Linked DNA regions of Mus musculus: regions 1, 3 and 4 are each linked to region 2. A link is a loop called in an ENCODE intact Hi-C map of the cell type or tissue named here. Cell type or tissue: heart. All regions are shown on one strand. Region 1 has its middle 140 kb from the start of Slc7a11. Region 2 has its middle 41 kb from the start of Gm35891. Region 3 overlaps Gm29230 (a long non-coding RNA gene). Region 4 overlaps Gm35891 (a long non-coding RNA gene).

What was found. A loop is a pair of places that touch in the nucleus more often than their neighbours do. Peaks named below come from ENCODE experiments on the same cell type or tissue, not always from the same donor. Only the 100,000 strongest peaks of a DNase experiment are listed, where the experiment ranks them.
Region 1: a loop joins it to region 2, with 14 times the contacts of the local background. A loop is called at or near these places in 10 of 42 quality-filtered maps.
Region 3: a loop joins it to region 2, with 2.5 times the contacts of the local background. A loop is called at or near these places in 5 of 42 quality-filtered maps.
Region 4: a loop joins it to region 2, with 2.7 times the contacts of the local background. A loop is called at or near these places in 5 of 42 quality-filtered maps.

Annotation. Positions count from the first base shown.
Region 1 is chr3:50,301,209-50,309,208 of GRCm38, reverse strand. No RefSeq gene overlaps it. Among named protein-coding and RNA genes, the nearest start is that of Slc7a11, 140 kb to the left of the region's middle. In heart, a CTCF peak has its summit at 4,897 (motif pointing left); no DNase peak of the experiment used is centred here; H3K27me3 peaks cover 229 bases.
Region 2 is chr3:51,166,197-51,174,196 of GRCm38, reverse strand. No RefSeq gene overlaps it. Among named protein-coding and RNA genes, the nearest start is that of Gm35891, 41 kb to the right of the region's middle. In heart, no CTCF peak of the experiment used is centred here; a DNase peak (open chromatin) is centred at 3,786.
Region 3 is chr3:51,070,451-51,078,450 of GRCm38, reverse strand. All of the region lies in intron 1 of Gm29230 (a long non-coding RNA gene), which reads left to right. Among named protein-coding and RNA genes, the nearest start is that of Gm29230, 15 kb to the left of the region's middle. In heart, a CTCF peak has its summit at 3,086 (motif pointing left); no DNase peak of the experiment used is centred here; H3K27ac peaks cover 721 bases.
Region 4 is chr3:51,119,053-51,127,052 of GRCm38, reverse strand. It overlaps Gm35891 (a long non-coding RNA gene), which reads left to right. Exons shown (of 2, transcript XR_375614.2): 2 at 195-362. Among named protein-coding and RNA genes, the nearest start is that of Gm35891, 5.9 kb to the left of the region's middle. In heart, a CTCF peak has its summit at 4,855 (motif pointing right); a DNase peak (open chromatin) is centred at 4,722.

The sequences.
Region 1 (8,000 bases), 860 kb after region 2:
AGCATGCTCTCTAGTTGCTGCCATAGTATTGTGAACACAGAAGCAAAGGCCATGACTACTAGGAAAGGCAGTTAATGGTCATAGGTCTCAGTACTAAATGGCTTATTCTTTCCTAAAATTGTCCAGAGGAAGATCCTGTTCATATCATGTGGGAGCTTCATGCCTAATTCCTTTGCACACACTCCTGTAATGTTTTGCATTTCATGTCCCTAATGTGCACTGAGTTGCTTTAAGTGAGACTCTGCAATACTTCTGCCACTTGATATCTCCCTTTCATCTTTTCTCTTGGTAAGAGTTCACGTTCTCACCTAATAGACCCCGATGAAGAGGTTGTTGCCACCTTAGGCTTTGGATAGTCTTCCAGTGTCCCTTGTCCTACTTCCAGTGGCCTCTTCCTACCTGGGTCACCTTTAGAATCCATCATTCTCTTTCCCATGCTTCTGCTTTGAAAGGAGAGATGTGTCTTGGAAAGTTAAAATCCCTGTTCTAAAACTTTGAGAGTGGCACTCTTAATGCAAGTTATATGGCCATTTTCTTTCCCTGGAAAATAGATCATTATAGAACATAGGGAAATAATCAGTTAAAAACAACAACAGCAGCAGCAACACCACCCAGGGTCAAATTTAACCAAAATTTTTTGAGTCAATAAAATAAAAATAGAAAGTTTAAGTAAAAGAATTTTTCAAATTAGAAAAGGAGGTTTATATTATAGGTCTAAAGGAATTTTCCCTAAAACAGTGCAGAGGCTGTAAAATATATAATTATTTCTCTACTCTAAAAACAATTTATCATCTAAACAACAGAGTAATCCTGGGAAAAATACCAAATTGCTTCCATTGTAATCAGCTTTGTTGTTGTGAGCCATCTCTCTCTCTCTAGCAGCCAAAGGGCTATTAACTTACTGTGAAATTTTGAAGTGCCCTAACTACCAGATTCTGTGAACAACACATACTACACATAAAAGGAAACTTCAACAACTCAGTGCACAACCTTCAGATCTCCCCACGAGGGAATGATAATTGACAGAATTAATGAGAGTATTCGATTACACACAGAGCAATTTTCATCACGGGTAGAGCAGGCCACTAGCCACGAGTCGCATTGTAATGGAGGTCCTCTCAGAAGGAGCGCGGGCTCTTGATTTATTGAAAGTAATCTGTAAATGGTGGTACTATACCTGCTGACTACTGTAGAAATAATTTACAAACATTAATTGCAGGAAAGAGTAGAGCCATTTGCTTCAAAGAGCCCATCAGCAAGCTGTCCTTCCTGTTTTATCAGTAGGCAAAGCTGAGAGCAAATAACAGATGGAAGTGTCCCTCGGTAGCGGCACGGAGTACTGGTGAAATATAGCACAATCTTCCTCCAGTGTGTTATGTTTTTAACAGGGGAGGATCAGAAGCAGAAGAGTCCAGGCTAGGATGAATGACTCCGCCGGATGAAACATCCCTTTCTTCTGGGAAGATTCCTATAGCAGATTGAGCGCAGGCTGTTGATTTCTGAAGCTTGATACAGTGTCATTACCAAAATGCATCTGGAAAAGTCTTAGCAAAGGGGATAAAACCTCAGAAGGCCAAGGGGAATCTGAGGCCTGTTCTAGTCTCTTAATGGGTGGTTAAATTCTGGTTCCATGAATAAGCATGCGAGACACCACAGAAACCACAGAGAAGGCTGCAGTAGACAGCTGTACTTGGTACTCATGTGCAACCTGTCAGAAGTGCCTCATGATGGTAACTAGAGTGTATGAGTGTGTGTGTGTGTGTGTGTGTGTGTGTGTGTGTGTGTATCTTAGTTGTCTGAATGTGGGTCTAAAAACCCTCCTACATCTGTTATATGTATGATTACATTGAAAAAGGTGGTTACTGGAGTCTGGATAGCTGGGTGGAGAGAATGCTGTTTCCCTAATGGAAAAATCTATCAGCCCAAAGTCAGTGACTGTTACTACACAGCTTTTAGGCAGTAAGATAGGAAGTGGTTCTCCATTCCACTAGATCTTTTATTCATGCCTAGTTCATTATCCCTTTTTATAGTAGCGGTTCTTAATGTTTTCCAGGCACCCAGCTTTCCTTTCTACCTCCCTCTCTTTGTCTTTTCTTTTTAAATTCTCCTTCATTCTTTGAACTCTGGGCATCACTGTACAGTCTATTAAGGTGCAAGATCCCTGTCCTGGCTTCCTTTAATAAGCAATACTGTTTCCCCTTCTTCTTGTTTTATTCATTTCCCTTTTTTGTCCTATGCTAAAGGGGAAAATCTCTGTTTATAGTTTAATCTACACACATTGTTCTTTATTTTATCTCTGTGCACTCCTTCATCAGTTCATCTCCTCAATGACCACAACCTTGAACTTGGTTTCTACTCTCACTGACTTCTATTTGGTTGTTACAATGCAAAAGAGAGCCTTACTTCCAAACCTGCATTATTTTTCAAACTACTACCCCTTCTATGGATAGAAAATTCCTTCAAAGATTAGTCTATGTTTCCGGCCATTTTTTTCCCACTTTATTTAATCCTTTTTGTATGGGAGTCTCACTTTCTTCTTGGCCACTCTGAAATTTTCTGCTGAAAGCGTTCAGCTCCTGCCCATTGACTGCCATTGTGATGGCATTAAACCATTTGGCATTGAACCGCCTTTCCCAGCCTGGTTATTCAGGTCTTGGCAGGAAGTAGGGCAGCATGTATAAGCATGACCAGATCCGATACACTCCTTCTCTCCACACAGACAGTGAGGTTACAGACGCAGAGTGTCGCCTTGGCAGTAAGGTGCTTCCATCTGGGGCTAGAACAGAAATTATTCAGAGAAACACAGTAGACTCCACAGCAAAAGATCGTTGGAAGCAGGTTGATCGTGCTCATTGTGGAATTTATAGTGTTCCAAATACAGCACTTCCTACTGTCTGAGCTTTCTTAGCTTTTATCTACCTCTTTCTAACGTCTATATAATTCTGTGAGCTAAGTAGTACCCCCACTACAATTCACCCCCTTCTCTTAATTATATCATGTTTGGTCTAAAGTCCTTTGAGTTAGACATCTCACTGATCCACAAACGGGTACATGGGATGTGCATCTAAGTCCTGAAACTGTAGGAGAAATGGCGTGAGACGTGAGTGTGAGGGAGGGATTTTAGACTGGGAAGGGACACCGTGGCCCCTCATGATTCTCTGGGAACCCATGCATGTGGCAGGGAAAGGGAAGATTAAATAAGGTCTGACTGTGGTCTCTGAAATAAAAGGTGCCCTTGGAGTAAAATAGCTATTGGAGGCAAGGCATTTGGGAAAACTATGTCACCACTGTCATTACACAGATTAAAGATTTATGGGGTTTCAGAGGGATATCCTGAGAACAATAAACAACTGGAAAGTGAGTAATTAAGTTTATTATCTCAAAATTCTTCAGTGCTACCAAGACAAAACTTCAGGAATGCTAACATCATTAGGAATCTCCATGCTCTCAGCTTCTTTAAACTTCTGCATAGTTAAAAAGCTTTTCTCAGTGATTAGTATCAATGTTGTCAAATTAATCTGTGCCCTGCTGGTGCTATCTCATAAATGTGACAATGAATACAAACATGAGGGATCCTGAACCTCAGAGTCAGGTCCTATGAGTGATTCCTGAAACAGAGAATGACTTAGATGCATGGCCCATCTCCCCATTGCTGTGCCAGTCTGCATGGCTCCAAGAAGCCAACTGCATTTTTCTTTTTCAGCTTTGTTCAATGATATCACATCGACTACTACTCATGACAAAGGGATTTCAAGTGTTTCAAATCTGAAAACACCTGTCCTCCTTTGCTGATCAGTGGGCTATAAAACATGTGTAAGTTTTATCTATGCTTGGGAATATCAGAGTATGCCCTTTCTTCTTTGATGGGTATATTTTCTGACCGGAAAAAACTTTGTTCCTGTTTCTTAGGGAACTCTGGTTTAAATATGAAATAGTATGAACACTTGGTCCCTTGCTGATTTTGTTGCTTTGAGATGCCTTGTAAAGACCAAGAAGTAGCATCTACCCATAGAAGTTGTTCCATGATTGCTCTTAGATATTATATTCTCTCTCTCTCTCTGCTGCAAATTAAGAGTAGAAGACTTAACAATTGTCAGGCTTATATGCTGGCCACCGTATAGCCACCTGTCAGCATGCTTTCTCTTATGTGAACTTATCTCCTTAGATCCTGGGCTGAAATAAATGCTCACTCCTTATTTCTTAATTGAGAGTTTTATCATAGTGATGGGTAAAGAAATTAATGTATAGGCCAACCATGTAAGGGAAAATCAGCTCATCTTGAGACTGTTCTTCGACTATCTCATCACCTTCAGGCTTTTAACTAGTGGGCAGATCCCAACGTGTCAGAGAGAGTCAGTAGCATTGTGAAAGCTAGCTGGAGAGAATTCTTTTCATTTATAACAAAAATGGAAGCTATGTGTAAGAATAATAGTGATTTCTAAGCACGATTGACCTTGGTCATATTTCAGTGTCCAACTTTACAAGAGAGTTAGTTTTTTTCTGAGATTTCACAATGGAAGTTTTAGCCAGAGTGGTAGGAGGGAGTCATATCATGGAGGCTTAGTTCTTGACTAGAGGCTAGATTCAATCGTGGCTTTGGATAAGAAAGCTGAGATGCTAGGTGTCCTACAAAATATGCAGTTTATTAGAGAAGGACATCTTCTGAGGTAAAATAACATTCAAACTGTCCTCCCTTTACTTGGTCCCAAGAGGGCTGGAGGATGTCTTTAATCAAGGTCCTGGGAAACGCATTAGTCAAGAGAGGCACAGTTTTGAACAAGACTTGAGCTCCTCTTCTTATCCTGGTGGTAGATGCTTCTGTTGACGTTCTGTGATGGCCTTGAGGATGGACCATTCCAGGGTAGTAGCAGCCAACTGGTGCCACCTACAGGCAAGCAATATAATTGCTATGCCCATCAGAACCAGCAGCAGGCCAAGCCCTTCTTCCTTAAGCTCTGAAATGCAGGAATATATTTTGGTCACCATCAGTTCCTTCACTGAAAGAGGCAAGAGTAAATAGTCCTTTCTGAAGTGCATTATAGAAAATGCTTCACGCGTGGGAAGCATAGGTCTTACCTAGGTCACTATAACAGAGGGCTGAGCACTCACAGTCAATTTTCAGATGTGAGTTCCAACCCATAAGAAGAATTCTTTGATGATGGACTCAGCAGTGAGAGCACCGTGTGTGCAGTCAATCTTCCTCCCCGCCTTCAGCAAGGGATCTCTGGCTGTTTAGTAGCATTGCAGATAAATAGCCTTTAATGTGGCCAGCCTATTCTTTGCTCAGGATTTATGCACAATGGATGTGACATGCTGTCCTTGTGGAGCAAGCATTCTAAAGAGCTGACGTTCCTTTATACAAGTGATCAGGCAAGCATCGTACGCAGAGATATCACATCCTAAGGGTAATGTCTTCCAGGGGTCAACATTCACATAAACATGTTCAAGTACCAAGTGTTATTGTTTTGACTTTGTGACCAAAATAGACTGCTTACATTTCAGGTCATGTACCTAAAATATGTCCTAGATCTGGCTACTCAGACATTTCATGGAAGTGCTGATCTCTGTGTGAACGGAATACGACAGAATGCTAACAAAATGTAAAGGAACCAAAAGACTCTAGATCATGAAAATACATACAACAAACATGATTCCAGGAAGGGAAATGATCCCAGATTTGGGGTGCCTGATGCTGAGCTACTCTGATTCCAGGAGCCCCGAGAAAGGCCACTGTCTTTACTGAACAACAAATTGTACTTTAGGTTATCAATTAAATTTGGATCTTCGTTGGTTTCTAGATAGTTGAGTGCTGCAAATTTTTTCTGCCTTTAGGACTGAAATGGGTCTCTTAAGCAATTGGTAAAGTTGTCATCTGGGTCCCTGGGCCATGGAGCAGGCTATTATGATGAGAACTATTTCCATATTCTAAAGGCCTGAATCGAAAGCAAATCACACCTACAGGTGAATCTAAAACAAAAGCTGTTGCTTTGAGCTCACAAGATGCTGAGTTGCTGATTTGTCTCATTTTTCTATTTCCACCATGTAGAGAGTTTTCAGGCTTTTAGTGTTGGGGTAGAGCTCTAGAGGGAAACACTTGCCTAACACACGGGAAGCCCTGGATTTGACTTGCTGCTCCACAGTAAACAATCAAACACTAGATGATAAAAGAATCCGAAGGAGCTAGGAGGATGCAGGAAATACTGAACATTATAAAGCAGATCCCCCAGGTGTTCATTCAACAAACTCATACTCATTATCCACCAAGATCAAAGTTCATGTGGCAGCTGCCCGAGCTTTAGAACAATGAGAGTCAGGTTCACGGTAGAAGCAAGGAGCTGTGGTTAGATGTTTAAGGGTTTCACTGGCTGCAGTGGGCGTGTGACAGGAGAGTGGCAAGATAAGATAACAAATGTGGCAGTACTCCAAGTGAGAGTTCATTGTAGGGGTTCAGGGACAGGGAGGGCTGCGGGATATATAGGAGGGGGGATGGATGGAGTACAGATTACCTGGTGGTCACAGATTGATTGATGGTTGTCGGCAAGAAGCAATGGAAAAAGTAAAGTAGTGTGCCTGCATTTGTTAACTTGCTCAGCAAGATATATCTACAATCTCTCTATTATCTATCTATAATCTGTGTTTATATACCATCTATAATTTATCATCTATTAGCTATCTACATATGATCAGTCATCTATCATTTTCTATCTAAACTATATCATCTATCATGCATCTACTCATCTACATATCTATTTTCTATCATCTACCTATTATACATATATCACTTCTCTTTTAATCTGTCATCTATCATGTGTGTATGTATCTATCATCATGATCATTAACATCATCATTATCTATCTATCCACATCCATCTATCATCTATCTGTGTGCCTATCTATGTATCTATCTATGTATCCATGTATGTATTTATATCATCTATCTATCATCTATTAAATAAAAAACGAGAACCAATGTTCTTGGTCCTGTATTTAAGGAACGTGAAAGTTTCTGTGAGGATGTTGAGCAATCTTTCATGTAAGAGTGGAGGGTGGGGATGTTAAATGATGAAATGAATGTGGAGTTACTGGTCCATAAATGGGTTTACCAGGTACATTAATAAGTTATTGCAGTCTCTACACAGAAATAAATCTTGTGATGCAGAGCAAAGGCAGTTGATAGATCAGCCGGCTGCAGTGGGTCAGCCAACGTTCTTTAGGAAAGACACATGTAGAAAATATTCGCAGAACATAATGGGCTTAAAGACGAAACAAGGCCATTAGATCATTGGGAAGAGAGGCCCCTTGGTCTTTCAAACTTTATATGCCTCAGTACAGGGGGACACTAGGGCCAAGAAGTGGGAGTGGGTGGGTAGGGGAGTGGGTGGGTGGGGGAGGGTCTGGGGGACTTTTGGGATAGCATTTGAAATGTAAATGAAGAAAATACCTAATTAAAAAAAACGAATTAAAAAAAAAAGAAAGGAGAACACAGTTCAGGAGTTTTCATTTAATAGCTCAATTTATGGTAATCAAAACAAAACAAACAGAACATCTCACAAATCTCCAAACAACCCAAACTCAATTGTGCTAGGATGAGTCCCCTGCCTCCTAAAATCTCAGGTATTCAATCAGGTGAGTCAAATAACATGCAAATTATTTCTTGTTTTTCACGTTGACAATCTCCACTTCAGCCTCATGTCTACTTTTCTGTGTGTAATCTTCAGTACGGGAAAATTGCTTTGCTAACTGCCTCACCTGGGAATTTATTCCACCAGGATCCGGGGGGAAGGTGACAGTGGATTCCGTCTCCTGATATATCCCGTGGTGACTGGTTTTGTTTCATAGGAGACTTCATTTTCATTAAAATGCACTTTCATTCTTAAAGAAAAAAATGAATAAAATACAGGTACAGAGAGTTTAACATGTTGGTTTCTTGTTGAAATAAAGTCTTCGAAAGTTTAAATACAACCACTTTTTATTGATTGGCTTAAAAGTACACATCAAGAC
Region 2 (8,000 bases):
CATCGTTCTGATAAAAACCCTGAGAAGTGCTTGGGCTGATGGTGATTCTCTCTGTAAATCTTGATCAGGGTGGACACATACATTACGGGAAGAGAGAGCCTCTGTACATTTGGAGTTTCTATGTGGGGACTCGCTCAGTCTTTTCTCCTGCTCCTCAGTCTTCGTTTGTCTTCCCTCCATGCACCCCCCTTTCCTCCTCACATTTCTCCTTTATGCCTGCATTGCTTTGAAGAAACACAAATTGTTTGAAAGCTGGTTATTTTGATCCCTTACTTTGCTGGCAGGCGACTTTGACTCTCAAATGTGTGACTATGTGGTCTTTGAAGTGTGTTGTTTTTTTGGGTGTGTGTGTCTCCATTACAAACCCTCAGGTTTGGACATATTCATGCCCAGACTTATTACAAGTTGAGTGGAGGCAGGAACTGAAGGAAGGGCCACCTGATTCTCTCAGGAAGGTTGCCTCTCTTCCCTTCTTTCCCTTCAACCCTTGAACCAGGTCAGGGGCTTCTCTTTGCTGCTCTCATGATCTTTTTTTTTTCTTTTTAAAGATTTATTTATTATTATATGTAAGTGCACTGTATCTGTCTTCAGACACGCCCGAAGAGGGCATCAGATCCCATTATAGATGGTTGTGAGCCACCGTGTGGTTGCTGGGATTTGAACTCAGGACCTCTGGAAGAGCATTCAGTGCTCTTAACCACTGAGCCATCTCTCCAGCCCTGCTCTCATGATCTTATGCACATTTTCATCGTTGCATTGACCATTAAATCACTGGCTGTCTCTGCTGCTTGTCATTGCTGGGTGATTCTTAGTCATTGGTGGAGCTCAATGGGAAGACTAAACATTAGTGTCCCCAGGGTAGTGCAATGCTAAGATTAGAACCACTCTGTTATAATGATGTCTAACTTAGTAATAGTTTGTTTACTCCATTTCTTGGTTTATTAGCTTGAACAGATAAGAACCAACATTGGTGAGGAATTCCCTAGTGGAAGTTCTTTGATTTAAAAAAAAAAATCACTGAATGCGGGTTGGGGTTTGTGACTCTGAGGTCAAGCGTTTGACTAAAATGAGAGAGAAGCCATCCTCAGCTCTCATGGGGGGTGGGTTGGGGATCAATAATCAGTGAAGGCAGTTTGAGTACCTGCCTCGGTCTTTCAGAGAGAAGACACTGGAAGGCAAATGGTTAATCAATACAAGATAAATCAGTGGGTTTAGGAAGTAATGACTGTTTTTTCTGTCTTTTTTAATGGTAGAATCTCTGCTCTTCCTCCCCCTTCATCCCCTTTTCCCTCCCCCCCACCTCTTTTTTGAGACAGGGTCTCATTGCGCAGACTTGGCTGGTCTGGCGCTTGCTATGTGGACCAGGTTGACCTTGAACTCATAGAGATCCATCTGCCTCTGCCATCCTTGTGCCTGGCCAGAAGGCCCCCCCCCCCCCAGCGCTTTAATTATGGCTTCTAGGACAGAGAGAAGGAATGGAGGTAGGAAGTGAAGGGTCTGCACATGTGTTGCATGTTGCTGATGTTGGGATAGATATTTATATGCATGGCTGGACAAACTCACATTTAATTTTATGAAGAACATACAACACACAACAAGGAAACAAGCTTCGTGATCAAGTCACAAGTGGAACTCAAGCCAGGGTGGCAGATTCCTTTCAAATTTAAGGCTCTTGCTCACTAAAATGATGTTTCTCTTACAAACTTTCTGGACAATTTGGTGTAAAGGAAGGGTGTCCATCTTTTTTGACATTGTGACATGGCATACATCCTTACGAAGATGTTGGCCCCTGTTCCTAGTCATCATAGGTGCACGTAGTTGGAGGACTGCAGGCTGAACATATGTGCTCATCAGAAAACTCTGGCCCTGGCCTTGGTCCTGGCCCTGTTCTGCGTCTTCTCTGTGCTTTCTGAGCACAGAGCCTTCAAATACCCAGAGCGGTGAGAGAAAAATGTCATATTTAACTTAATGTGACAAAGGGAATATAATTTGATGATATTTCTAATGTTATTTATTGTTATTTTTAAAACATCTGATAATGTGATTTTCCCACCCAATGCAGATTTCTAATGAGTTTTTGGAAAATGAATCAAGCTACTTATTTTATGAGGTGGGGGAGAGGGGAGAGAGGAGAGGGGAGAGGGGAGAGGGGAGAGAAGACAAGAGGGAGGAGAGGGGGAAGGGGAGGGGAGGGGGAGAGGGAGGGGAGGGGGAGAGGGAGGGGAGGGGGAGAGGGAGGGGAGAGGGAGAGTGGGGAGGGGGGAGGGGAAAGGGGAGAGGGGAGGGAGAGAGGAGAGTGGGGAGGGGGGAGGGGAAAGGGGAGAGGGGAGGGAGAGAGGAGAGGGGGGAGAGGGGGAGGGGAAGGAGGGAGGGAGGGGGAGAGGAGACTTATGCTATGTGTACTAATAACAATCATGATCAATTAGCCTTTCTCTTATTTATTCATTTATTTATTTATTTATATTTATTTGGTTTTTTGAGACAGGGTTTCTCTGAAAAGTCCTGGCTGTCCTGGAACTCACTTTGTAGATCAGGCTGGCCTTGAACTCAGAAATCCGCCTGCCTCTGCCTCCTGAGTGCTGGGATTAAAGGCGTACTCCACCGTGTGAGGGGATGTGGGCTTGAGTGTGGAAGCCAGCGAAGCTGGTTTGTTCCTTTCAGTGTGGAATCTCGAGGCATGCAGGGTGAACACTTTGACCCACTGACCCATCTCACCATCACTTCTTTGTTTTAAGATTTGGGGTTTTAGAGTGAAATTTGTTAACTTTCACTTTTTTTTTTTTTGGCCTTGAGGTTCATTTATTCATTATCTATCTATCTATCTATCTATCTATCTATCTATCTATCTATCTATCTATCTATCGATACTACACATACACCTTTCTGAACTCCTGCATTGTTAAAAATGAGGAGGAGTTGGGAGAAGGGAGAAGTGCCACCCGAATATATTGTATGAGAACAAACCACCGGGAAACTTGAGTTTGTCCTTAAAAGCCAAGGCCTCTCCCGGGTGCAGACTAGCATGTATCTTCAAGTCTGGGGTTAGAGCTTTTCTTTTTGGGACATGCTCCTCCCATTGGAGCCTGGTGCTTTTGACCTGGACCCACCCCATTGTGAGGGCTGACGGGTATCGTTCTGTAAGACACAGACTTGCTGATTTCCTTCAGAATGGAGCATGCCCTCAAATGTCCATGCGTGGCTTCCTTCCCTTATCTTTTTGACTTGGAAGGACAGACAGGGATGGCTGTCAGCTAGTCTTTGATGTGGGGGACAATGACTAATAAAAACATTGAAATCATCTTCTCCTCCTATTTCACTTGACTCCCGGTGTCTGTCGCAGACCCTGCCTGATTGACAGAATATTACCCAGATAACCCCCTTCTTAAGTGGCGGCGAGGCAGCAGCGGGCAGTTTTTCATTTAGAGTCTATCAGCTGAGAATTGATAAAGTCATCATGGAACAACTGTAGTTTGACCCCGACCTGACAAAAGAGATCGAAAATGTCTTGGATAGAGAGAATCACGGGGCTGGCTCCATCCCTGCCTGGGAAAAAGCGTTGGAGTGGGCCAAGGGCTAACACCCAGGCACTCCACGAGTATGTTTAATAACTGAGAAGTAAATAATGAAAGGGATGTCAATAAACAATCGCGATTTAATAAATTATTCATTTTAACAATCCTACCAGTGTTTGCCCAGGGATGTAGTGTTTTTTTCTCCATCTGCGGTATTGGTCTGAACCTGCCTGGTTGCGGAGCTGTTCACCATCGTTGACAGCAGGGGGCACTCACGTCACGCCAGAAACATGCCAAACTCGTGGTTTATGTAGGAGGGAAAGATGGAGCAGATAGAAAAGCTTCAAAAGGAGGTGGAGGGGAATATAGAAAATGAGTGGAGAGATACTGAAATGAAAAAAAAAAAATTTCCGCAGGCAGATCAAATTCACCCTTGCACCGAAGCAAAGCGTAAAGAAATAAATAGAAAACAGTCACTCTATATTTTGCTGGTTAAAATAACTTATTTATTTGAAACTCATAAGATGACAGATTTGGAGCAGTCAGGGCAAGGGCAAAAGAGATATTCGAAATTTAACAGATTTATTTCCATCTCGAAAATTCCACTGTGATTTTTTTTCAGGAAAGACTCCCAGATCACAACTGATTCTCTTGGGCTGATGTGAAACACGCACACAAAAAAATGATTAAAAAAAGCAAACTTCCAAACAACCCCCAAACAGCTGTTGAGGGGCTATAGACTGTGTGTTCTTCTTCTTCTCCTTAGAGGCAAGGTCTCACTGTGGAGTCCGGGATCGTCTGGAGTGTTGGGCTCACAGGTTTCCGCGCCTTTGTCCAGCTGCCGAAGCCTTTGGAACAAAGCCCCACCACAGTTTAAGGCTAAGTTTTCTCGGAAATGAACTCCTAGGGTCAGTTCGCCTCCGTGTGTGCTTTCTTTTCTCATGGACTGTGTGACAGTCCCCACTTTATGAAACTGTCCCATGTGAGGCCACGCTGCTTTTACACATTGAAGAAAGGCCGTCGTGGTCCCCGGGATATTTACTGTGAACCCAAGGCACAGAAGAATGTGTTCTCGATCGATGGCCATGCAGATGCTAAAGCGAGTGGTATTTATTTATAATAATGCGTGAGGCGGCCCGCAGGGAAATGTCATCTTGTTTGTAATCAATCTCGGTGTGAGGCTCCTGCTGCAGCACAATCAGGCTCTGCATTAAGTGACAAATTGGCTTCTTCTCCTCATTCGGACTGTCATTTCTCTTCAGTGGGGATACATCATCTCTGTTACAAGGCCTCGGAGCTTGTACCACACACAGATACACATGCATATGCAGGCCCTGCCAACGTACTCGGGATAAAAGCCTCCAGCGATAGCGGGTATGACAGGAAACAGGAAAATGAGAAGGGCCCCCTGTGCTCACCGTGTCTTGCCGCCTGGTGATGTCATTGTATCCCGTGAAGGCGTGTCACTGTTAGGGATTGAACTGTCTCTCAAAACCTGTGCGTTGAAGCTCTAACTGCCAATGCAACAGCATTTTTTTAAAAAATGATTTATGTGAATAGGTGTGAGGGCGTCAGATCCCTGGAAGTGGAGTTACAGACAGTTGTCAGCTTCCATGTGGTTGCTGGGAATTGAACCTTGGTCCTCTGGATTGAAAGCAGACAGTGCTTTTAATTACCGAGACATCTCTCCAGTCCACAAAGTTTACTGCCCCCTCCCCGCCTTTTTTTCCTGAGATAGAGTTTCTCTATGTAGCTATGGCTGCCTTGGACTCACAAAGATGCCTGCCTCTGTCTCCTGAGTGCTGGGATTCACAGTGTGGGCCAACACTGCCTGGCTGCCACGGTGATAGTATTTAACAACAGGCTCAGGCTTGAGTGTACCATGATAGAAAAATTGAGACTCTATAGGCTTAATCTCTAGCTATGCCTTCATCCCTAAATAGGCCATTTAGGGGGTAATTAAGGTTAGATGAAGGCCCAGGAATGGCACCCTAATCCAGCTCAGCTGGTCCTCTTAGTACCCCTCTTTTGGAGTCTTTGAATCAGGGATTTACTCAGTAGCCCACATTGGCTTGGAACTCACTAGACCCAGGCTGCTCTTGAATCCATTATGTGGCCTAGACTCGTCTTAGACTCATGGTCTTCCTGACCTGTATTATGGGCATCATGTCCAGCCCTCCATAGGCCATTATCCAGTTTTCTTTTTTTCTAAAACAAACCTGGCTGTCCCGGAACTTGCTCTGTGGACCAGGCTGGCCTCGACCTCAGAGATCCACCTGCTTTTGCCTCCTGGGCCGGGATTAAAGGCACGCGCTTCCATCACCTGGAGACACACAACTGCTATTTGCTGCTGCTATTCTAAAGTGAGGAAGGGATGCTAGATGTGAATAAGGATTTTCCTCTCTGAGTATGAAGGTAGCCACCTGCTCAGAAGAGACTTTGGACTTTTAAATAATGTTGAGACGATGATAGACGATTGGGACTTTGCAAGTTGGACTGAACTCAGTTTTGCATTATGATAAGACTATAAGCCTTTGGGGGGCAGGGGGGTGAATAAGAATGGCTTCCCTTAGAGTCATATAATTGGATGCTTAGTCATCAGGGAATGGCACCAGTTAGAATGATTAGGAGGTGTGGCCTTGTTGGGGAACACACCAACAGGAGTAGGTGTAGCCTTGCTGGAGGAAATGTGTCACTGGGGGTGGGCTTTGAGATTTCAAAAGATCAAGACAGGCCTCTTGTTTCTCTGTCTTCCTGCTGCCCACAGATCCAGCTGTAGACCTCTCAGCTGCTTCTCCAGCATCATGTCTGCTTGCATGCTGCCATGTTCCCTGACATGATAAGAATGGACTAACCAACTGTAAGCCAGCCTTGGTTTCCTTTATCAGAGTCGCCGTGGTCATGGTGTGTCTTCACCGCAATAGAACATTGACTAAGGCAGACTCAAACTTGCTTTCTTTTACATAGGAGGATGAAGGGGCTGGCTCCAAGCTGGGGAGCTGGCATTTTGATGTTGGACTTCAATTTACTAGAGCTGGGAAAGAGATTTCTGCTCTTTCAGTTTCTCAGTCTGTTGGGTTTTGAAATTTAATTTAAAAAATATTTTGTATCTCTCTCTCTCTCTCTCTCTCTCTCTCTCTCTCTCTCTCTCTCTCTCTCCCTCTCTCTCTCTCTCTGTATGTGAGTACATGTGCACATGCCATGGTGCACATCTGGAGGTCAGAGGGTAACTTGTAGGAACCAGTTCTCCCCGTCTCCCACGTTGGTTCTGGGGCTAGAACTCAGGTTGCCAGGCTCGGAGGCATGCACATTTGCTCGCTAAACCATCTTATTGCTCCCAGGCAATGGATTTTGTGTGTGTGTGTGTGTGTGTGTGTGTGTGTGTGTGTGTGTGTGTGTGTGTGTGAGAGAGAGAGAGAGAGAGAGAGAGAGAGAGAGAGAGAGAGAGAGAGAGAATCTAAGCAGACAGAAGCAAAATCAGCAATAGGAAGTGGAGTGTGGCTCTAACAAATATCTAAACTTGTGGAAGCAGCCTTGAACTGAGAGCAAGGTATATTCTCAGAAAAGCCGAGAAGGGCTCAGAAAGGCAGGGAGTTCTCTCTAGAGGAAGCTTCAGGTTTCTTAGAAAATGCATAAGTGATCATGAATAGGATGGTGGTGAGAACAAGGATGGGGAAGGTCATTCTGGTGACATCTCAGACGGACGCAGGGAGCAGCGTGTCATCGGCAGCGGAGGGGGAGTGCCTTTACAAAGAGAGCACCTTGGGCAGAATTGTTTCATGTTCTGATGTTTGGTGGAAGGCAGAGCTCACAAGCAATAGAATTGGATATTTAGTGGAGGAGCCTAGTAAAATATTTTTAGGAGAGCATAGGTATTCTCTCTCTCTCTCTCTCTCTCTCTCTCTCTCTCTCTCACACACACACACACACACACCGTTTTATTTTCTTTTTCATTTCTCTCATCCAGTCTTCCTCCCTTGCCCCTAAGCATCTCTTCCTGGCTCCCCATCTCCTCTCAGATTCCTTTTTGCTTTCTTTCTTGTTTCTAAAGATTATTCAGTATGTCGTGTACGTGTGTGGACATCTTCAGAGTTGACTCTCTCATTCCACCACATAGGCTCTGGACTTTGAAGTCAGGGCGTCGTTGAGTTCTTTGCTAGCTCTTGGCCAGAGGCAGCCCATAGCATTTCTGGGCTGTCTGCAAACCCTGACTTCACACGCCTCTTCAACTTGGCTTCTTGTTTCTTCAAAGTCAGTAGTGGAGAGGCAGAGAGGGCAGCAAAGTGAGCGCTCTGGGCCCCTCTGTCGCTCCCAGTAGGCCATGCAGCTGAAACCTAGGATGCCACCCCTTCACCTCTGCTTACCTCCGCCCCCTACAAATATTTGGAAACCAAAGAGGCAATGATGAAGAATGTCAGAGCAGTAGCTCTGTGGTCAAGGCTTGGATCTCAGGAGTCTATTCGCCTTCTTTCATTTCACCCTGTCTGC
Region 3 (8,000 bases), 96 kb after region 2:
CTGTCTTGTGGGACAAGAGATGCAGTAAACCCCACATACTTAATGGATGTAATGGGTGATCTTTTTCCCCCCCTAGGGATACTGCATGTGGCTGTCTGAGCTCTGAGGCCCTTGCTGCGCACTTGGCTTCTTCCTGACCTGCAGTAAACCCACGTACCCTGCTCGCTGTGCATTAGAAGTAAACAGATGCACAAGTTTGAATCGATATTGGCATTAAGCGGCTCCTGAGCTTTCTGTCAGTGTCTCCGATAGGAGAGGCTATTCTCTGGTTGCAGTGGGTTTGGGCGACAGGAAATTTAAGACTAAATGGGCTGGAAGTTTAATCCTTGGATGCACTTAAGTCTCCTGATTGTTACCTCAGTCAATAGGAGGAAGGGGGTGCTCTCTGTTAGCACTGGGTTCTTCTTTCCCACTGCTCAGACTCTTCCTGCCCATTGCTTCAGGCTTCCTCCCATGGCGAGATGTCTGGGTTTTGCTTGCTCAGAAGCTCAGGGGTCCGTGGAGCTTTACACCGATTCCCACACTGACCGTCCTCAGTGTCTTATGTTATTAATCTTGCAATTTATTTTCTACATCAAGAGAAAGTACCAAGTGACCAAGCACACGCTGAAGTTTCTAGAAAGGAAAGCCACACCATGTTAAAGCTTCTACGGGGCCGCTCCAATTATAAGGATGTCCGTGACCCTGGAGATCAGAGATGTTACTGGTTTGGAGACAATTACCTGGTCTATTTTTAATAGACATCCATTGTTCACCTCTGCATGTGACCCGGCATCCTTATGACCATCAGGTAAAATCCTGTTGGAATGTACAAACAGACCCTTAGCTCCCACCAACCGGAAAGCTAAGAATGTCACCATGAACTATTGATACCTATAGCAGAGACTTCTCTCTTTTGTTATAACCACCCACCTGGTATTTACACCACGGAATTAAAAAAATAACCATTGACTTATTGCATTCTCTGCTTGTACTATTAAAAAAAAACCCATTACCATATTGCAACATGAGTTTTCAGGTAACCTAAATCTGCATTCTATGGCTGTGTCACTCACTCTTGGCTCCAGAATAAACTTCCTTAGTCCCTTGAGGTGAGAGGTGGGGTTTTGAGTTAATACCAGCCACTAGGGTTTAGGAGAGTTTGTGTCACCCGTGAGTGCTTAGGAGCTAGAACATCACCCTTCACAGCAGCTTCTGTTAACTGGATCATTCATTTGTTTATTTTGTGGCTCTGAGGATTGAAAACAGGGCCTTGGGAAGCACTTTATACTAAGCTGTGCTCCTAGACCCTGTTTAATTTAATTTAATTTAATTTAATTTAATTTAATTTAATTTAATTTATGTCTACGAGTGTTTTGTCTGTCTGTATGTCTGTGCACCATGTGTATACCTGGTGCCTGTGGAGGAGGTCAGAACAGGGTATTAGATCCCTTGGTACTGGAGTTACAGACAGTTGTGAGCTGCTGTATGGGTGCTGGGAATTAACTTGGGTCCCCTGGAAGAGCAGATGGTGCTCTTAACCACCAAATCATTTCTCCTCCCTGTTTTTTTTAAAGACAGGTTCTCAAAGAGTACACATGGAGGGACCCGTGGGTCCAACTGTATATGTAGTAGAGGATGGCCTTGTCAGGCATCAATGGGAGGAGAGGCCCTTGGTCCTCTGAAGGATTGATGCCCCAGTGTAGGGGAATGCCAGGGCAGTGAGGTAGGAGTGGGTGGGTGGGTGGGGGGAGCACCTTCATAGAAGCAGGGGGAGGTGGGATGGAAAAGGAATTTGCAGAGGGGAAACCTGGAGAGAGGATAACATTTGAAATGTAAATAAATAAAATATCCAATAAAAAATAAAAGACAGGTTCTCACTCTATAGCCTTGAATAATCTAGAACTCACTATGTAGACAGATTGACCTGGAACTCACAGTGACTTGTCTGTCTCTGCCCTCCAAATGCTGAGATTAAAGTATGGACCACCGTGCTCAGCCACTATGTAGTCCTAGCTGTCTTTGAACTTATAATCTGTCTTCACCGACCCAGTCCTTGGATCACCACACCCCGCTTCTTAATTGTGATTCTTAACACAATTTTGTGGATCATGGATCTATATGAGAATCTGATAATAATCATGGATCTTATCATGGGAAAGAAAACGTTAGGAGGTGCAACCATTTACATGCAATGTCAGAAATGTCTGAGCTCCCGGGAGTCTAAGCAGGAGCCCATTCGGGGTACTGCCTCCTCTTTAAATAATCAGTTGATAGAATATACCTGAAAGAACTCTTGTTGCTTAGGAGAGACTAAACAAATACCACATAATCTAAGCAGAAAAGACTCCATGCTGCCCCCAGGACATCTATCTGTAGCTTCCCCTTATATTTAGTTTTGACAATCTGTCATGGCCAAGTGACAGAGATACCTCTGAGCAGAGAACATCATCCTTGACTGACATGTCTTTCAGGTAGCCTGCTGAACCTTGTTTGGACACATATGGCCTTTCCAAACAGATAGACAGACAGATGGACAGACAGACAGACACAGACCCAACAAAAAGCCTTCCCTTTCTTGTTGGACTCTTCCATGGAGTCCTGAGTGTGCTGCTACCCAATCAGGTGGAGTGTTCTGCTGATGTCCCTGTCTCTGCTCCCTACATGAGATCGACGACAGTGATCCTCAGGCCCGGCTCTGTGTCTGTATTTTGGCAAACTGTGTGGTAACCACTTTCCAGACAGGGCTGGAGATCTGCCTAAGCCTTATGTCATCCCTTCAGATCCAGGGTGATGAGAACCGGTTCCTCCCTACCGACATCTGTGCATGCAGCCCGCTTTGTTATATGTTTAAGTGCAAAATGGGATGTTGGAGGCTGGCTGAAATCCAATTTATCTGAGCCACATTAGCAGTTAACCTGGAGGATTCGGGTACCTTGGATTGTGTTTTTATAGCCCTGTTACCAGGATTGGTTTGTGTGCTGTGTAAAGCAAGTAAATGAACTGGATAATCGCCATATTTCTATTCTACTCCGTGCTGTGTAGCCCGTGCCTCTGGAAGCAAAAGTTCTCTCTACAACAAAGTCACTTCTCAAGAACAATTATGCCCCCTGGGGGTGAATATCTCTGTCACTGTGTGCCAAGGATGACTAAACAAATTGGCTCTGAAATCACCTTTCCTTCATTTAACTCTTATTTGATGTTTTTCCTGCTGCAGACCAAAGAAGATAACAAAAGGACACTCTAAAACAAACAAACACCACCACCACAACAACAAAAGTCAAACAAATAAACAACTGCCATGCTAATTGCAGCCCCCCCCCCCGCTAATGGAGACACCTTCACAATGTGGAAAAAACAATGGTCCAGGCATTATTTAATTATTCTACCTCTGCTTTTTAAATATCTGCATCAGTGAGTTTATGTATCAAATGTTAACGTGGATTAAGATCAACCAGGGGTCGTGCTAAGAGGTCCATCTTGACTCAGGGGTCTGGTGACACGAGGAGTCTACATTTTGGACAAACTCCTAGCCACGTGGTTGCTGCTGGGCTGTGAGCAGACCTTGGAGATGCGAGATATACCGGTTTGTGAGGTATCTGTGCACATCCACGAGGACACCTATCACCCAGGGCCTCTTGTAGCTCCTCTCCTGGCTACGCTGGTTGCTTCTTACAGCTCAGCTCTGCTTTCTTTCAGCTGGTGGTAAGTGGAAATCTAGAGCAGACTAGGAAAGTGGACTCGGGAATGTAAATTCCCTGAGTTTTACAGTCTTGATTCCGCAAGGTAGCAAGGAGCAATCTTGTGGAGCTTGTGTAGGATGTGAATGTGGTGCTGGCCACACTCACGTATTCTGTCTTCACCCTCCCTTAGTGCCTTAGCTTGTTCACTGTCTCTCAGAAAAACCCCCGGAACTCTTTCCTGGAGCCAGCTGAGTTGAGACGAACAACGGACACATGTAAACATTTATCCTTTCCATCCCAAGTGCCTGGTGTCTCTGAGCAACTGCTAGTGGCTGTGCTTCTTCAATAACAGAGTAAACCATTAGCCTTTGTGAGTTCCTTCTTCACCGCTCAGTGACCAGGGCCAGATCTCCTCATCTCAAGTTCTCTGCTATTCTGTATTTCTAAGAACCCAGAGAAGTGGAAGCAGTCAACATTGTACCTGCCTGTGGCTTTTTACCCCTGAACACAAAGGCCTTTGTTAGTCCTTTTTTGTTTCATGGCAGGCAGAAATGGGCCTCTCTCTCTCTCTCTCTCTCTCTCTCTCTCTCTCTCTCTCTCTCTCTCTCTGTGTGTGTGTGTGTGTGTGATGGTCACAGGATGGTATGTGAGGAATGTTTCCCTCTATTTCCTGTTGGAACACTGCCTGTTTTGTGTTTTATTTTCAAAAGGAAAAAAAATGGTTTATGAAAAAGAATTCTGCCTTGGAGAAATGGCTTGGTTGGTGAAGTGCTTGCCGGGTAAGCAGGAAGACCTGCGTTCCATTTGCAGAATCCTGAGAAGTAAGGCAGGTTGGGCATGCACGTGCATATGACCCTTGTGCTAGGGAGGCCGGGGCGACAGAGCCTGGGGATCCACTGCTCAGCCGGCCTAGCTGACGTGGGGTCCCCCAGGTCAGTGAGAGACCCTTTAACAGAGAGAGAGAGAGAGAGAGAGAGAGAGAGAGAGAGAGAGAGAGAGAGAGAGAGAGAGAGGGCATTTGAGGTTGACTTCTAGCCTCCATTTGTACCCATGTATACATGTGTTCATGCACAAAGAATTCCCACATTCGAAAGTGAGACAGTGGGAAGGAGAGTCCATCTTGTCACTTTTCCTCTTCTCTGCTTCTCTGAGTATGACATGGAGACCCATCACCCTAACGTCAGTTCCCCAAGGTTCAGCTTTCAAAATCATTATGTTTCTGTGTAAATGGTGATGCTAGGCAACTGAATTGAGGAAGTATGCTGTTTAAGGGCACGCGTAAACCTGTGTTGGACCGGGGATGCGAGAAATGAATATAGGGAAGCTGTTCCATATTGGGGGCGGTGAGGGACGTAGGCGTGGCCCAAGCACTCAGTGGTTTAATCTCACTGCTTTTCCTGTGTGGGGACTGGGGATTAGCTGTTTGTAATGAAGACCAGGACTCATTGGCTTAGCTGAGAATGAGAGGAGGGTGGGCAGGGAGGGAAGGAGGGAGAGAGAGAGAGAGAGAGACACCACCGGTTTTCATTCTTGAGGTCTGGTGGGCAGGAAATGAAGCAGAGCACGGGGAGTGGGTGATGGATGACCGGAGGGGACTCCTCTGTCCTTGTACAGTATCCGTTCACATTGGATTGGCTTTGGAAGTCCCCATCTACAAACCACAGGGGCTGGGCTAAGATTCTAAATCAAGTCTTTCTCTTTTCCTTGCCTTGCGTGTCGGGGAAGTGCTTAGGCACTGAGTAAAAGAGCAACCCTAGATTTTACATGGCTCGGTGGAGCATAAGTCCTTCTGTAGCTGTTAGGCAAATGGATTTGCACTTCATTCTGTATATACACATATGTATATACATGTATGTGTGTGTATATGTTATATATATATATATGTATGTGCATATATGAATGTATGAGTGTATGTATGTATATATATTATCTCTTTGTCTTTCTCTCTCTTTACACACACACACACACACACACACACACACACACACACACACACACACGAGTCTCCCTTTCCCTTTTCTTACTGAAGACCAAATATGGGGTGTTCCTTTGCAGAATGTTGTTGTGAAGGCTGCTGTCTAGTTGAGTCGCTTCTGAAGCAAGTACAGTCAGTGTCATTAATTTCCCCCTGTGCCGTGTGGGCTGTGGAACATGATGAATCGCGTTGCCACTTCAAAATGGGAGCCTTCCGAGGCAGGTGGCTGAGTGGGCTGGCGAAAGGCTTGGGAGGGTTAAGACGCTGTGCTGTCAGCAGCAGGGCCACCCTTGCGTAGATGGATGGCATTCTGGAACAGAGTGTGAAGGGCTGGGGCTGCAGTCCAGATGGAGAGGGGCAGAGATGCCCCAGCCACACAGCTAAACCCGAGACCTGTTGTGGGTTCCTGCATTATGGTCGAACAAGGTCTGATTAGTGTGTGGCTAGAAGACCACCCAGGATGGAGAAGGGACCAGAGATTGTAGTGTACATGGGAGAGATCAAAGATCAAGCTCATTTAGCAGCCAAAGAGCAATCTCTGGTCTTGTCTCTGTCTTATTTATTAACTTCAGTTCTTCCAAGACTGTAGGGAAGGATTTGGGATGGTTCCATACGACTTCCAAGGAGGAAATGGAGCCTCTTTTGGCTCTGTGGAAGAGAAAAATTGAGGTAGAAAAGGCAGCTTCCTGGGAAAGTGAATTTCTGTCACTTCCAGGGGAATGTGGAGGCCAGGATGCATTTGGCTCAGGTGACCTCTAGAGACCTTTAGATGATGTCAGCCAAAGATTCTATGGCTTTTCATTGCCTCACTTCTCAAATGGCAAGTCACAGGCAGTTTCTGGCCCCGATAAAACTACTTGTCCTGCCTGGGACAGACTCTTAATTTCCTGTGGAAGTGGAGCCGTGAAAGGATTGTCTTGACTTGTTTACTGTTTCCCCTTTCAGAAATTAGAGAATGAAAAAGGATGCATAGTTTCTATGCAGCCGCAGTTTAGAGGACAGAACATAGAGTTTAGAATTGGATTTTTATCTCGAACATGTACTTTTTATGTGGTTTTAAGCAAACACCAGACCTTTAGCGAGTAAACTGTGACTGTTGATGTTCCCTTTATGTCATTGTAAGCATTAGCTGAGGAGATAGGGACAGTGGGGGCGACAAGGCCTGGCACCAAGCTCACTCAACAGGTGGAAGATACGCCGTAACAATGGAAAGTAACAGTGCTGGGGCCAGGAATGACTTCAAAGACAAGGCTAGCTCATATGCACAGCAAACCTTTGTCTGGGGGTAGGAAGGTGACTCAAAGACAAGGCTAGCTCACATGCACAGCAAACCTTTGTCTGGGGGTAGGAAGGTGACTCAAAGTCAAGGCTAGCTCACATGCACAGCAAACCTTTGCTGGGGTTAGGCATGACTCAAAGACACGGCTAGCTCACAAGCCCAGGAAATCTTTGTATTCGTTGCTGTTGTGAATAGTGATCAGAAGCTTGGTGGTCTAAAGCAGTAGAGATTTGCTCTCCCTGTCCCAGAGGACAGACCCCAGAAGCAAGGGTCCCCTGGGCTGTGTTCTCTTCTGTGATCTCTCTCTGCCTCTCTCAGCTCCAGGGGGCTTACAGGTGGCTCTTAGCTGTGGCCCTGTGACTCCCATCTCTGCCTCTGTTTTGACATGGCCTTTCCCATGATGTCTGGGTCCTTTCTTTTTCAAGGACAAGATTGGTTCATAAACATGGAAGTCCTTTGTATTGGTTTTCAAGTCCAGTTAGACATAAAATGTCTGCTTGTGGGCTTCAGTGGGGAAGGAGATGAAGGAGGAGCTGTGGTGTGCGGTTCTATGTTGTATCCGCAGCTTTCTGGGATAGAATTGGAACGGGCAGTCTTTTAAACGGTGGCCACTAAACCCAGTGGTCCGTCCCACAAAGCTAATCTGTGATTCTCCACACACAGAATGACACGCAGTCTGAACTCAGTTGTGAAGGTAGCGGACGATCTCTTGGTTGCGAGTCTAGCCTATATCCTATATAATACATGCCTGAGTGAGGCACTAGTCTAGAGCATGGAAAGGGAAGAGGGCTTCTAGAAGGTCCATTTGCATAAAGGATCCAGAAAATCAGACGGGAGCACAGCTCAGGGACCCTTTGCTTCTGGGGTCTGTCCTCTGGGACCAGGAGAGCAAGTCTCTACTGCTTTAGGCACCAAGCTTGTGGTCATTTGTCACAGCAGCAGCCAATACAAAGGTTTCCTGTGCTTGTGAGCTAGAAGATCTCACTCCCGTGGAAGGCAAGAGGCAGATGACAAGCATGACCCTTCAGCTCAGGGTTTCGATCCTGGGTGGCATGCCACTCAAAGCCCGCCTGTGGTCTCTTGC
Region 4 (8,000 bases), 47 kb after region 2:
GAGCTGATCCCTTTGCATCGTCTTGGTGTTTCGGAAGTTTCCCCTCAGCCCGTGCCCCTGTCTGTTGCAGACATGGCTCCCTGTGGAGCTGTGGTGGAACGAGCTGGGTGTTCCAACTCAGATTCTATAGGCAGAGGCCCTTCTTGTGTTATTTCCCCCTCTAATTTCTCCTCTGTCTTGTTCTCTGTTCACAGCAGCCTCCACAGAGGAGTCATTAGAAAAGAAAATACTTCCGTACTGAGGCTATCAAAGGCTGAATAGCAGCACCCCGACCTGGAGGATCATTCCCTCTCATGTGTTTTCTGATGGTTTGGCAACGCTGCTTCCCAAACATCTGCAGTAAACATCCCCCACCACAGGTGTGTGCCTCATGTGGTCATCAGGTGACTAAAACTGAGGACTGCAGTCACTCTGTGGCCTGGGTGCTCCCAGGCCAGCTCTCTGGACCCACTTTGGTCTGTGACCCAATTTGAGGCCATTAAAGGTATGGCAGCTGGGGCTCATGGCCTTGGAAAGTGGGGACATTGTCTCTTTTATAGCACAGCCCCTGAATGCCAACCTGCTGTTCATTTAGCTCCCACACATCCTGCTTCTGCTTCACAGATGAGAAAAAAAATGAGGCACCGAGTAGTGAGAGATTAGATCCTGAGTTCGTCGGTTTCCATCTTGGAGCTGAAGAGGACGGACGAACATCGCTTCTCCTTCTGAAATGGGCTGATTCTATGAAATCACTCCTTCCAAATTTATACAGACTGCTGATGAGAGCACTGCCTCTCTAATTTCCGTGGGATGTGAAGGGTTTTCTAGCAATTTGCAGGCCGAGCTGAATGCCTCTTTGTGCTTTCCAGTGTGTCTAAAATAAAATCTGTGGAATTGTAGCGGGGGGGGGGGGGGGCTTCTGAAAAAGTCTCCGTGAAAGGAAAGTGCCTTCCTCATAGCCTCTGCTCCACAAAGGGAAAAAGATCTTGACATTTTCCCAGGCGTGAATGAGCAGGTGCAGCAATTGTAAAAAGGTAATGGCAGGGTTTCCCAAGAGCTCTGGGGCAAGGACAGGCTCACGACTGAATTTCTCAATGAGCTTTGCAGGGGAGGATATGTGGGCTGAAGTCTCGGGTGCCGGTATGTCTTTTAGGCGAGGGACAAAAGGCTGATTTCCTGGGTCTCTTCCTCTGTTCCTTTTCAGTGCTCTGAAGACCTGGTCTGCTATGAATCTGAGTACCAATGTGCATAATGTGCATCTGCAGGCACGTATGAGTGTATCTGTCTGTCTACCTATCATTATCATCTATATCATATGTATCTATGTATAATCTATGTAGTTATCTATGTATCTACCTACCTACCTATCATTACCATCTATATCACATCTATGTATTATCTATCTATCTATCTATCTATCTATCTATCTATCTATCTATCTATCTACCTATCTAATTTATCACATATATCTATATATAATCAATCTATCTATCTATCTATCTATCTATCTATCTATCTATCTATCTATCTACCTATTTATCTATCATTATCATCCATATTATATGTATTGATGCATACATATAATATGCATAATCTATCTATCATCTACCTAATTTATCTTCTATCTTTCTATCATCTATCTATATCTCATCTATCTACATATCTATAAGTCATCTACATATCTTCTATTTCTCTATACGTTTTCTATCATCTATCTCCATCGTCTTTCTCTCTATTGGCCTGTCAATCAAAACTTACCTCTCCTTCATCCACGCGTCTGCTCGCTCCTCTCTCTTTTTATTTTACTTGCTTGTTCTCTCTGCCTCTTCTCATTTTTGTCTTGCTGGGCTGAAACTGCTTGTCTTCCTGGGAAAGATGAATAATGAATCAGTGTTTCCCACCTGTGGTCTGTCAATCTTCTTCCTGAGTGGACTGTGAACTGTTAGCTTCATCAAATTAAAAATTCTAGTTCTGCCCTGGAAGATGAGACATTCATCTATAATGGTTCCTAAGGGTTTTCAGAAATTCCAAGAGAGTTGAACAGTACTGCTCACAGTGAGGGCCTTGTCTTCTGAAGGCCCTTGGGGGCTCTCGGTGTGCTCCTCAAGGGGATGGCCTCAAGTACCTGATGCATTCAGTTTTCTTTGCCTCCTGAGTTGTGGCTGGGGTTTGGTAGCTGTAGAGTCCCATAGAGTTCTTAATATAGTATTTTTATTAATTCTTTCAGAATTTCACACAGTGTATTGTGATCATATTTATCCCACATTGCTTCTAACTCCTCCCAGACCCATCTCTGTCTCCTCACCCATTTCTAACTTCTTGTCCTCACAAGAAACAAAAGAAAAACCCAACCCGTTGAGTGCAGAGTGTGCTGCCCATATGCTCATGGGTATGGTCTCTCCACTGGAGTGTCACTCATCTTCCAGGAGCCACACCCTCTCACAGAAGCCATTGTCTGTCAATAGATCAGTGATGGGCCAACGGAAGAGATTTTGTCATGTTCGCAACATACTGTTTTGCTTTGCTCCTTTCTGAACCCTGCCCAGAATCTTTGGTCTCATATTCTGTGCTGGTCCCTGAGCTCTGTCTCTGTCTCTCTGTGGCTGTGTGTCTGTCTCTGTCTGCCTGTCTCTGTCTCTGTCTCTGTCTCTGTCTCTGTCTCTGTCTCTGTCTCTCTCTCTCTCTCTCTCTGAATGTGTCATTTGTGCCCTTGATGAGTTGTGAATTCTTCAGTTGTTAACTGTTGTCCACTTCACAAAGAAACTTCTGTGATGAGGCCCGGGGACTGCACTAATTATGGACATGGAGATAAGAGTTTAGAAGGCAGTTTGATATTATGTCCATTGAGCTAAATATTGGCAATAGGCTCAGCCCTGGTGCGAGTTACATGGTGGTTCCCTTAACAGTATATCTTCCTTAAGGAGTTTAAAGTCTGACAAAGGAGACATGCCTTTTTTTTTTTTTTAAAGCAAATGTACTCACTCAACCACAGGCGTTTTGGAGAGCAAGGCATCCCTGTCTCCCCCCAGCCTTGTTTGTGCTCCTAGTCTTAGTAGCTACAGCTAAGTTTGTTAAGAGCATTTAGTGCACTCAGGAGCATTTAACATATGGCAGCACTCTTGATCCTGACAGCAACCCAGCCAGGCAGGTCCTTTAGTAGCCCTGCTTTTCAGGACAGGGTGAGTAAAGAAGCCACAGTCCTTCTGATGAGGAGTCACACACATTCTGTTAGGAGATGAAATAGGGGATTATAGTAGTGAATATCTGTTCTACCTACCTTTTACTTTAATATCCTCTACTCATATCAGAAAATAACCAAGAGATATTTAAAAATAGGGCACAGAATGAAAGAGAGCCATGACTGCTGGATGCGCTGTCTTTGCACCGAAGGAAGTAGGGGAGGTACTTGTGACCACACTCAGCTGCTGGCCTGATCCTGAGAGCGTCTCCAAGATACCCGTGGCTTGAGTTTTATATCCTGGGTGTTCTGAACCTTGCAATGCCAACAATGGTTTCCCATCATCGCCAACTCTCTTCCTCACAGATACAAAAGACTGATGTACCATCTTCCCATCTGTTCCCATCTGACCTTCCCCTTAAAGTTTAGGGACAAAGTGTTAGCCAGCTTTTAGATACTGTATAAGAAGACAAAAGGAGCAGGGCAGTGTTGGCGCATGCCTTTAATCCCAGCACTTGGGAGGCAGAGGCAGGCAGGCAGATTTCTGAGTTCGAGACTAGCCTGGTCTACAAAGTGAGTTCCAGGACAGCCAGGGCTATACAGAGAAACCCTGTCTCAAAAAAAAAAAAAAAAAAAAAGGAAGAAGAAGAAGAAGAAGAAGAAGAAGAAGAAGAAGAAGAAGAAGAAGAAGAAGAAGAAGAAGACGACAAAAGGATGTCTAAGGAAAAGGGTTGACTTGTGGGCATGCTTTCCATCCATGGTCACTTTTGTTTTGGGCTTGTGTCCTCACACCGTGCCATGGTGGGATCACATGATACAGGAGGTCAGGCTGCCTCACGCCAGCCTGGAAACAAGAAGGAGAGAGCACAGGGTCCTAATAGTATCTGCAAGGGCATGTGCCCAGTGACCTAACCTCCTGCCCAACCCCTTATAACTTACACCTCCATTCCACAGTGCCACAGGTTTGGGACATAGCATTTAAACCTGATTCTTAAAATGACAGCAGCTAGAACAGAGGTTGGTAGGAAAGGAAGGGAAGTTATAGATTAAATCCTCAAGCCTCTGACAGCTTTGTTCCTCTGCTTTTGGCAAGTAGCGATGACACAGAGATGCTACCTCTGTAGCAGTATCTAGATCACATGCCACCAACCACAGAAGCTGCTGTCCATGGTGCCCTTAGAAAGACCCATTAACCTCACTTTCATGTAGCCTACATCTGGCTTCTGTTTATAACCAGAGTACAGAGGAGGAAGGCCTCTCTAGTGCAGGATATTGACCCCAGGATCTAAATGTAGAAGTCATGTGGGGTGATTTTGCATGTGTCCCTTCCTGATGCCACTTGGAATGGTGTAGGGCTCTCAGCATGGAACATTTTCAGGCTCCTCTTGTGTATGCAACACACACACACACACACACACACACACACACACACACACACACACACACCATCCACTCTAGATAGCTTGCTTCCAGCAGATGACTAAGCAGGGGGCAGCCATGAGATCCAGTAGCAGCTCTTTATGGGAGCCAGTGTGGAAATGTCATGTATCCAGGACACTGTTTTCAGGCACAACAGTTCTGGTGTGGGCCAATGCTGTTTACTGCCAAGCCCACTTAGAACTCTCAGAGTTTTCCCTGCCAGGGCCTCCATCTCTTCAAATTCCTAGAGGAAGCCATTGGTGAGGCATGACAGACTTTGAGCACTAGATGGCACTAAAGGTCCGTGGAACTTTTTTTGGGGCAGCTTTGAGATCTTTAATTCTGCCTTTAGAGGTGAAGAATCCTTGCCAAAGAGAAGAGACCTCGACCATAAATTCCACACGCAGTAGCAGGTTCATAATGCACCGGAGTGACTGCATGCAGTATTTTTTCTCCCTGAGAAATAAAATTTCTCTTTCAATGGAGAAGGTTGTTCCTTTACATCTAACACGAGCTAATGTTAAATCTCTCTCTTAAGTAGCAGAGGATGATGGAGCCTTTAATGTGTGCACTGACCAAGACACAGGGCTGCGTCTGCAGTGAAACGCAGACTGATACCTTCAGGGACCGAGAAGGAGTAAGTCATATATTCTGCAGAGAGAGGGCTGTTTCTCCTCTTAATCATGGACATTTGACTTGTCAAAAAAATGTTTTCTCATTGATTGCCCGAGACAGAATGTACAGGCTAGAAAGACAAGCTTCCCAAAAACCTCCTTCACTTGGAAGAGATGTTAAGGGAAAACTAGTGACTAATATCTTTCATTTAAAACACATTTGCCTGTTGGACAGTGTGACAATAATGTGTTGGTGGGACAGAGATACATTTATTTTTATTTTGATTCTGCTTCTTAACTTCCCCTTGGTATTACCTGAGAAGCAGGACTCATGAACATTAAAATAAGTGCTAAAACGAGCCAACCTATAATACAAGCATCCAGGAGTCAGAGGCAAGAGGACTAGGAAATCAAAGCCCTTTCTGGCTACATTTTGAGATTGAGGACAGCCTGGACTGTATCATACACACACACATACACACACATACACACACACACACACACATACCCCAAAAAAAGAAAAAAAAAAGAAAAGAAAGAAAAGAAAAAAGAAATGGAACATTATCAGAAAAATCTATGTGTGCGTGTATGTATATGTATATGTATATGCATATGTATATGATGTATATGTATATGATGTATATGATGTATATGATGTATATGTATATGATGTATATGTATATGATGTATATGATGTATATGATGTATATGTGTGTATATATATATATATATGTATATATATGTATATATATATATATATATATATATATATTGCCATTCATTCCTCTACCTCCCAGTTTATTTCCATTATCAATCCTTTTATTAGTAGTGGCATACAACAAAATCACTGAAACTTCCTGATTATGATGTTCTTTTTGGCACCTTATTGGCGAACTCTTTGTTTATCAATTGCAAAATGTGAGACGAGGAAAATAGAAAAGCCTGTAACAGACCAGCTAACATACCTACACTTAATTTGCGGCTGAGTTACGGCTCCTTTGACATGTCTGCGGTGGTGGCTCACAGCTGAATCCTCACTGATTGCTTGGCACAGAAGCGGAAGGGCAGGTGTCCTGCATGTCACCTCCACTCTGCCATGCCCAGCTCTTGGCATGCCGACTGTGATGGAGTGGGGTCAGTGCCTGCCTGACGAGTGAGTGGCATGCGCCTGGCTGCCGGCCTGACATGGCGAGAACATGCTCATTTCCACATTGTGGAGGTGTGGGATTGTGAAGCCTGCTTGTTCCACGCGGATGCTTCCGGTACAGAGAGAGGCTCCCAATAGTTGTGACTTGAACAACTAGGATAACCAGCATCATACTTCATTCTCCAAATGGGGACAAATTGGGAGCTTTTCAAAGAAATCAAGGCAAGATTTTCAAAGAAGAATGTGTCAAGACATTTGTGTGTGTGTGTGTGTGGTGTACTTGTGTGTTTGTGCACATGTGTGTGTATGTGTGGAGGCCAGAGGTCAGTATCATTGGTGTTCTGATGTTCTTCACCTTACCTCTTGAGACATGGTTTCTCACTTAACTTGGAGCTTACCACCTGGCTCAGTTGGCTGGCCAGGAAGCCCTGGGGTCCTTCTGCCTATCTGTATCCTAGCACCAGGATCATAGGCACGTGCGTCACACCTCATACTTTTTAGGTATGTTCTAGCTATCCAGACTCAGGTCCTTGTGTTGGTCCAGCAAGCAGTTTACCCACGAGACACGTCTCCAGCTTGTGGCAAGTTACTTCTAATACTTTTTAATTTTTACTTCTGTTTTATGTGTATAAGTTGCTGTATCCTAGCATGGCTCCTGGGACTTGAACCTGGACAGCGAGGGAATGAAGGAAAAGCAGACATCTGGACACACAGGAAAGCAGGGACCAGGTGGACTGAGACCTCTGTTAGAGAGATCACCACACCTTAGAAGCTTAACATGTTTATTATAGAGAGTTGAATAGAGAGGTGAGGTTACTGCATACAGAAGAACAAGAAGCAGGTCACCCTGTATAGATGAACATGGAGGCTAGATCTGTGGTCTACAACTGGATCAAGGAGACAGGTGTAGCTAGCCTGGGAAGGAGTGGTCTCTGAGGAGAACAGTCTAGGCCATAACACAGGGAGAGAGCCATGCTGGCTGGACGTTGTATGCACACACTGTCAATATGAGCACTTGGTCCCTCATGGAAGGCTTTGCAGTCCTTCTGAGCCCAAGATTGTGACGTCCTTAACATGGCTGTGTCCACTTACAGAGGACTTCACTAACTCTGGGTGTTCACTGCTCTTAAACAATGAGCATTTTGTCTCCATGTATGTACTGGAGGAGGTCAGAGGAGGCCATGAGATGCCTGGAAATAGAGTGTCTGTGAACTGTCAGGTAGGTCTGGGAACAAAACACTAATCTTCTCTGAGGGTAGCAAGTGCTCCTACCTTCTCAGCCCATTTCTTCTTTTCTCCTCCTCCTCCCCCTCCTTTTTCTTCTTCTTCCCCTTCTTCCTCTTTCTCCTCTTCTTCTTCCTTTTTTTCCTCTTTATCTTCCTATTCCTCTTCTCCTTTGTTTTTTTTTTTTTTTTTTTTTTTTTTTGGAGACAGGGTTTCTCTGCATAGCCCTGGCTGTCTGAAACTCACTTTATAGACCAGGCTGACCTTGAACTCAGAGATCCATCTGCCTCTGCCTCTCAAGTGCTGGGACTAAAGGTGTGAGCTACCATGGCTGGCTTTCAGCCCATTTCCCAATACCTGGCCTTTATTACTGTGTTATCTCAAGGAGGAAGCAGTTACTTTGCTAATATTCTTGCTTGCCAGACTTTGATGGTATTTT